Linked DNA regions of Mus musculus: region 1 is linked to region 2. A link is a contact called in ENCODE POLR2A ChIA-PET data. All regions are on one chromosome and are shown on one strand. The core of a region is the stretch at or near the end of the contact, and the rest is flanking DNA. Distances in the headings are between cores, read along the strand shown.

Evidence for each region. ChIA-PET counts read pairs that join two places held with the same protein, here RNA polymerase II (POLR2A).
Region 1: POLR2A ChIA-PET joins it to region 2 with 16 read pairs in Patski. The contact joins the promoter of Mbd3 here to the promoter of Adamtsl5 in region 2. POLR2A ChIA-PET finds 5 or more read pairs at or near these places in 4 of 5 experiments (Patski and embryonic stem cell).

The regions. Positions count from the first base shown.
Region 1 is chr10:80,398,230-80,400,929 of GRCm38, reverse strand. Mbd3 (methyl-CpG binding domain protein 3) reads left to right here and starts at 1,399. Exons shown (of 7, transcript NM_001306143.1): 1 at 1,399-1,712. The coding sequence starts at 1,699.
Region 2 is chr10:80,347,072-80,349,771 of GRCm38, reverse strand. It overlaps Adamtsl5 (ADAMTS-like 5), which reads left to right and starts at 1,324. Exons shown (of 13, transcript NM_001285435.1): 1 at 1,324-1,416; 2 at 2,147-2,215.

The DNA of each region.
Region 1 (2,700 bases), core at 150-2,649, 51 kb before region 2:
GTCAGACACCAAGCCTGGCTTAATCCCAGCACCTGGGAAGCAGGGGGCAGAAGGATCTCGGAGTTCAAGGCCAGGGAAAGCTACAAAGTCAGACTCTGACTCAAAAATACAAAACACTAATCCCAGCCTCCATGTCCCCCTGACCTTCTTCACTGTGATCTGATCTCTCCTCCTGATCTGGGGACCCAAATCCTAGCTCATAAAATACAGTTCCTGAGCTCCAAAAATTGCAGGCAAGACAAAGATCTTTAAATGTGTTGTGATTTCACCTCATGATCCCTTGGCAGCTCTCCTTGTCAGGGAGGGTCCCCTTTCAAAGAGAGGTCTTCCAGGTACTGTATAATGGAAGCCTGGGTGAGAAGGTAGTTGGCCTTCAGGCATGTTCCCTGGGTAAGTCTGGCTGGGCCTGAGTGGCAAAGCAGCCGACAGTACCAAGCAGGAGTAAGTGACCCCCCAGCTCCCTGTCCTCAGGGCTGCGGTAGACAAGGGGCGATAGTGCGAGTGACTCCATTCACTAACTTAGAAACCAGTTTTTGGTTTTGTTCTTCCTTCTGATGCTGGATCTAGTAAACTCCAAGCTGGTCTTGAAGTGCTTGATCCTCCTTCCTCCACTATCCCAGTGCTGAGATGGCAAGCACGTGCCACTATTCCTGGCCTGATTTTAGGGTATTGCTGTGTGGCCCAGGCTGGCCAGGAATGTTCTAAATAGGTTCGTGAGCCATCAAACTCAGGCTGGGGTGCAGCCTAACGGCAGAAAGTCTACCACGTGTAAGGTTCTGCTTTCTATTTTCAGTACTGCTGCAAAGAACAAACTTCTTAAATAGTTCTTGGTGAAGCCGGGAGTGGTGGTGCATTTCTGTCCTCGCAGTAACGCAATAGAGGCTGGGGCTGGAACAGCCGAGAGGCCAGAACGAAACGCAGAGGGAAGCAGGACTGCGTCGAAGGCCCCGAGTTGTACTCGATCTTTTTCACAAAGCCCAGGCGGGTCCCTGACAAACGCACACTGCGCAGGTGCAGCCCAGCGCGACCCCAGGACCAGGACGGCAGCTCGGGCGAAACTGCTCCAGCTTGGTACAGACCAGGTGCAGCACACACTGTGCTTCCGGAGTCTAGAGCGCAAACGCAATGGTTGTCCCACCCCGGCCACGCTGATTGGCTGTCCTTGTCTCAGAGCAGATTTATATGAGAAGTTAAGCACAGAACGAGGTTCTGAGCGCTGATTGGTCTCCATGCCCTGTGGGCGTCTCCCGCAAGGCGGGACGTAGCCAACTGTGCATTTTAAGCCGAGGAGCTGAAGTGATCTGATTGGCTTCACAGCCTTGGGGCGGGTCTTGAAGGCAAGCGAAGGCTGGGTCGGGGCCGCGGCTGCGCAGAGAGTCTGGACGGCAGTCAGACTGGTCCTGCGAGCGCGAAGGGGCGGGGCCGACTCCACGCCTGCGCAGACGAGCCCCACGCGCGGGCGGGTGGGCGGAGCGGCCCCCCTAGCGGGGGCTGTGAAGCGCGGGGAGGGGGCCGAGCGGGTGGCGAAGCCGGCGCGCGCCCGGCTGGGGGCGGAGGGCGGAGGCCCGTGGGACAGAACAGCTGCGGCGAGTGGCGGCGGCGGAGGGAGCCGAATCGGCGACGAGCCCGGGGGTCGCAACTTGCAGAAGCGGCGGCGGCGGCGGCATCGGCCACGGCGGGCGGAAAAGCCGGGGCGCAATGGAGCGGAAGAGGTGGGAGTGCCCGGCGCTCCCGCAGGGCTGGGAAAGGGAAGAAGTGCCCAGGAGGTCGGGGCTGTCGGCCGGCCACAGGGATGTCTTTTACTATAGGTGAATGAGCGCGCCGGCCGCGCAGGGCCCCAACGGGCGCCTCCCAGCGGCCTCTGCGGCGGCCTGGGCGCCCCGACTGCGGGCCGCGGTCTGGGCCGGGCGACGTGCGTCCGAGCGTGCGTCCGAGCGTGCGTCCTACGTGCCAGCTGTGGTCAGTGCGCACGCGCCGGCCATGGCTCGCCTCAGCGCGCATGCGTTGAACCCAGTGCCTTGCCTTTTGCTGATCCGCGCCACCCAGCGCTGCTGTGAGTGCGCGTGCGCCACGCCTGCAGCCAAGGCTTCAGCCTCGTGGCTTTTAGCCCGCCTGTGGCGCGGGCTTTTGTCCTCCAAGGAATCGGGGACCGTGCGCGCCGTGCGAGGGGCGCCCGGGCCTTGGCCAGACGCCGCTGGGAAGCGGGGGTGGGAGGGGGATGGGCTGACCCTTTGACCCTCGCGGGGACTTTATCATGGTTTCGGGAAGCAAGGGAACTGCCCCAGGTGGCCTGATCCCCTCACCTGCATAAATTTGGGTTTGGCTTCTTGTTCAGCAAAATGTCCCCCATTTTTATGGCGTTTCCAAAGCCCTTGCTCTTCTTGAGCGGTGGCCCCAAATGTAACATCACAGTGGCTTCTGACTAATGTGAATGTGGTTTTTGTGTGCAAGACTTTTTTATGAATAAGTCTGCTCTTTAAAAAATATTTTAAATTTTTTATTTATTTAATGCATGAGTGCTCTGCCTGCTTGAAGAGAGAGCATCAGATCACCCAATAGAAGGTTGTGAGCCACCATGTGGTTGCTAGCAATTGAACTCATGACCTCTTAGCCAACTCTCCAGCCTTTTTTTTTTTTTTTTTTTTTTTTTTTTGAGGCAGCGTCTACATAGACCATATTTGCAACCTTTTAATCAGGGCA
Region 2 (2,700 bases), core at 75-2,574:
TTAGTGGTTATATGTTCTGTAGGGGTTCTCCTCACAGCCCATGCCTGGCCTTAGCATCTTTTCTTCAACAGGATGATGGGTGTCAGAAATCGGAGTCATGGCCATGCATGGCCACCTCCCCACACTGGGCTTGGCTGCTGGGCCATAGCTGTGTGCACACAGTGACTTGCATAATAATGTCACGGAGTGGTCACACTCAGAGATGTTTCCAGCGGCTGTCCTGTGCTGAGCCCTGTCCAGAGGACCTCCCTGAGGCAGGTGTATACAGCAGACACTGTCCTCTATGTGTAGTAAATACTGCAGGCAGTCTGCTTTTCAGGGAGTGCATACAGCAGGCACCGTGCCCTGTGAGGAAAGCGGGCCAGAGGTCAGCCAGGTGGGCTTCCTAGAGGAGGCGAGTTCAGCGCCCAGGAATAGCATGGTCCACACAGCACTGATCATCGCAGTGCGGCGTCCTTCTGCCCGGCTGCCGGGAGGCTACACGAAGGCGATGGGGTCAGGGGGTCCACAAGAGGCTGGCAGAGTGCCGGGAATGGGAAACTGAGGCGGAGGGCTTGAGGCCAAAACCAGTGGAGAGAAGCAGCACTGGCGTCCAGGCCTAGAGGGCGGGACCGGGTGGAGCATTGGTGACGGCAGCGCCTGGGAATGTGGGGCAGGGAGGGTCCCTCCGCCCCCAGCGGGCGCGCGGGGCCTCGTGAGGGGATGCTTGGGACTCGAGTGAGGAGTCGGGGGGCGGGGGGGGTGGAGATGCGAACCAAGGCAGGAAGGTCTAACTGGGGAATGATGTGGACCAGCGTGGAGAGGTCTAATTGGGGGTAACAGGGACGGGGTGGGAAGTCCCAGTTGCAGGGATGATGGAGACCTGGGTTGGGGTCCCAGGGATTGTTGGGACAGAGCTAGGAGCCTGGCCTGAGTGGGTGATGGGGATGAGGAGAGGAAATCTGGCGTATCTGGCTGCGGGGTGCTACGGAGCAGGACGGGGTACTGAGAGTGAGAGGGCGCCCTGGCATGGACTATCCCACCCCAAGCCCCAGCGCTAGGCACATTCCCTGGCCCTGAGCGCGGCGCCCGGAATAGCAGTCCAGTCACCCCCGCGCACCGCCCCGCAGCTGCACTTCCCAAGGTCACTGGCACCCAGGATATCAGGACCAACGCTGGGCCGCTGAGCTGCGCTGTCAGACACAGTAGGTCAGCCCCCTGCCGCAGGTCCGGGCCCAACGCGTGCGCCCTCTCCTGCCGCACGAGGGCGCCCTTGGCCTGCGCCCTCGGTGACCCCAGCCTGGGCGCGCCTAGGAGGCCCGGGTGGGAGGGATCGACCGAGTTCGCAGTCCCGCACTTTGGGGCCCCGCCGCTTCCGCCAGTCCCCGGGGCGTCCCGGGGAAACTTGGACGTATTGCCTTGGGCTCTCAGCAGATGGTAAGTCCCTCTTCCCATCCTGCCACTATTCCACCCGGTGTGGCGGCGGGGATGAGATTGGTTTCTTTCCCTGCTCGGAGCGAAAGCAGCAATCCCTAGGATGGTGGGTGAGTTTGGGGGTCGCACTTCCTACGGGATGGGACTGAAACTCAGGAGACCGACACCCCAGTGACTGGTGCACCAATGCGGGAGAGGGATGCAGTGCTAGATGCGGTGCTCGGGAGAGGGCATTGACAGACATGGGTAGGAGCCCCCCTCACGAAGGGGGTTATGAGATGGCCTTCCCCAGCCTCCTTCTTCCTTCCTTCCCGGGACAGCCCAGTTTCTGGGCCCGCAGAAGGAAGGGTCCGGCGAGTGTCTTGAAGCAGTTCCCGTGAGTTTCCAATTTACAGCCATCTCGGTCCCAAGGTGTCCTAAAGGACATCAGATTGGCTGACAACCGGAGAGACCCTGGTTCCAGCCGGGCCGGGGTACTTTTGTCCTCCTTACCCCTTTTTCAGGTACCTGGACCCTGTGGGCTGCAGATCTTTGAGAGCCCGTGTGCCCTTCAGAGAGCCTGGCCCGGGCCCAGAAGGGACTCACTTCATCTTGGTTCCCTTCCCTCCTGGCTGGTCTTGCCAGGCTGGGATCACGAGGAGGAGGGCGTCGGCTGAGAATGACTTCATCCGGTCTCTACAGTTGGGGAAACTGAGACCTCCACTCAGCCCCACCCTGCTCTTCTTGTCCGCAGATCCTCTAGGCACCGCAGCCCGCAGCTCTGGCAGATGAGACCATGACCCACGTGTTGGCAGGAGGCCAGGTCAGCCGCCCAGCGCCTGCCACGGGGTGGGGTTGGGGGTGGGGAGGAGGTCCCTTAGGCTATGGGGTACCTGGGAGCACAGCGGTCCCCAGAGGCTGGGGGGCAGCTGGGAGGGGGACATCCATTCCACCCTGAGTTTCTGGATGAGCCTCCATTAATTATCCCTCTACAGGCTCTCAGAGACTCAGGGATGGGGTTCCGCGGGTTTTCACTGCACAGATGGGGAAACCGAGGCCTGGAGAAATGGAATGGTTGGTTCCTGGCCACCCAGGAAGGTAGATGAAAGGGGTGACTAAACTTGCAGCCACCTAAAAACTGTCCTTAAAGGATTCCTTGTGCATTATAAAAGAACACACTGGGGCTGGTGAGATGGCTCAGTGGGTAAGAGCACCCGACTGCTCTTCCAAAGGTCCTGAGTTCAAATCCCAGCAACCACATGGTGGCTCACAACCATCCGTAATGGGATCTGACTCCCTCTTCTGGAG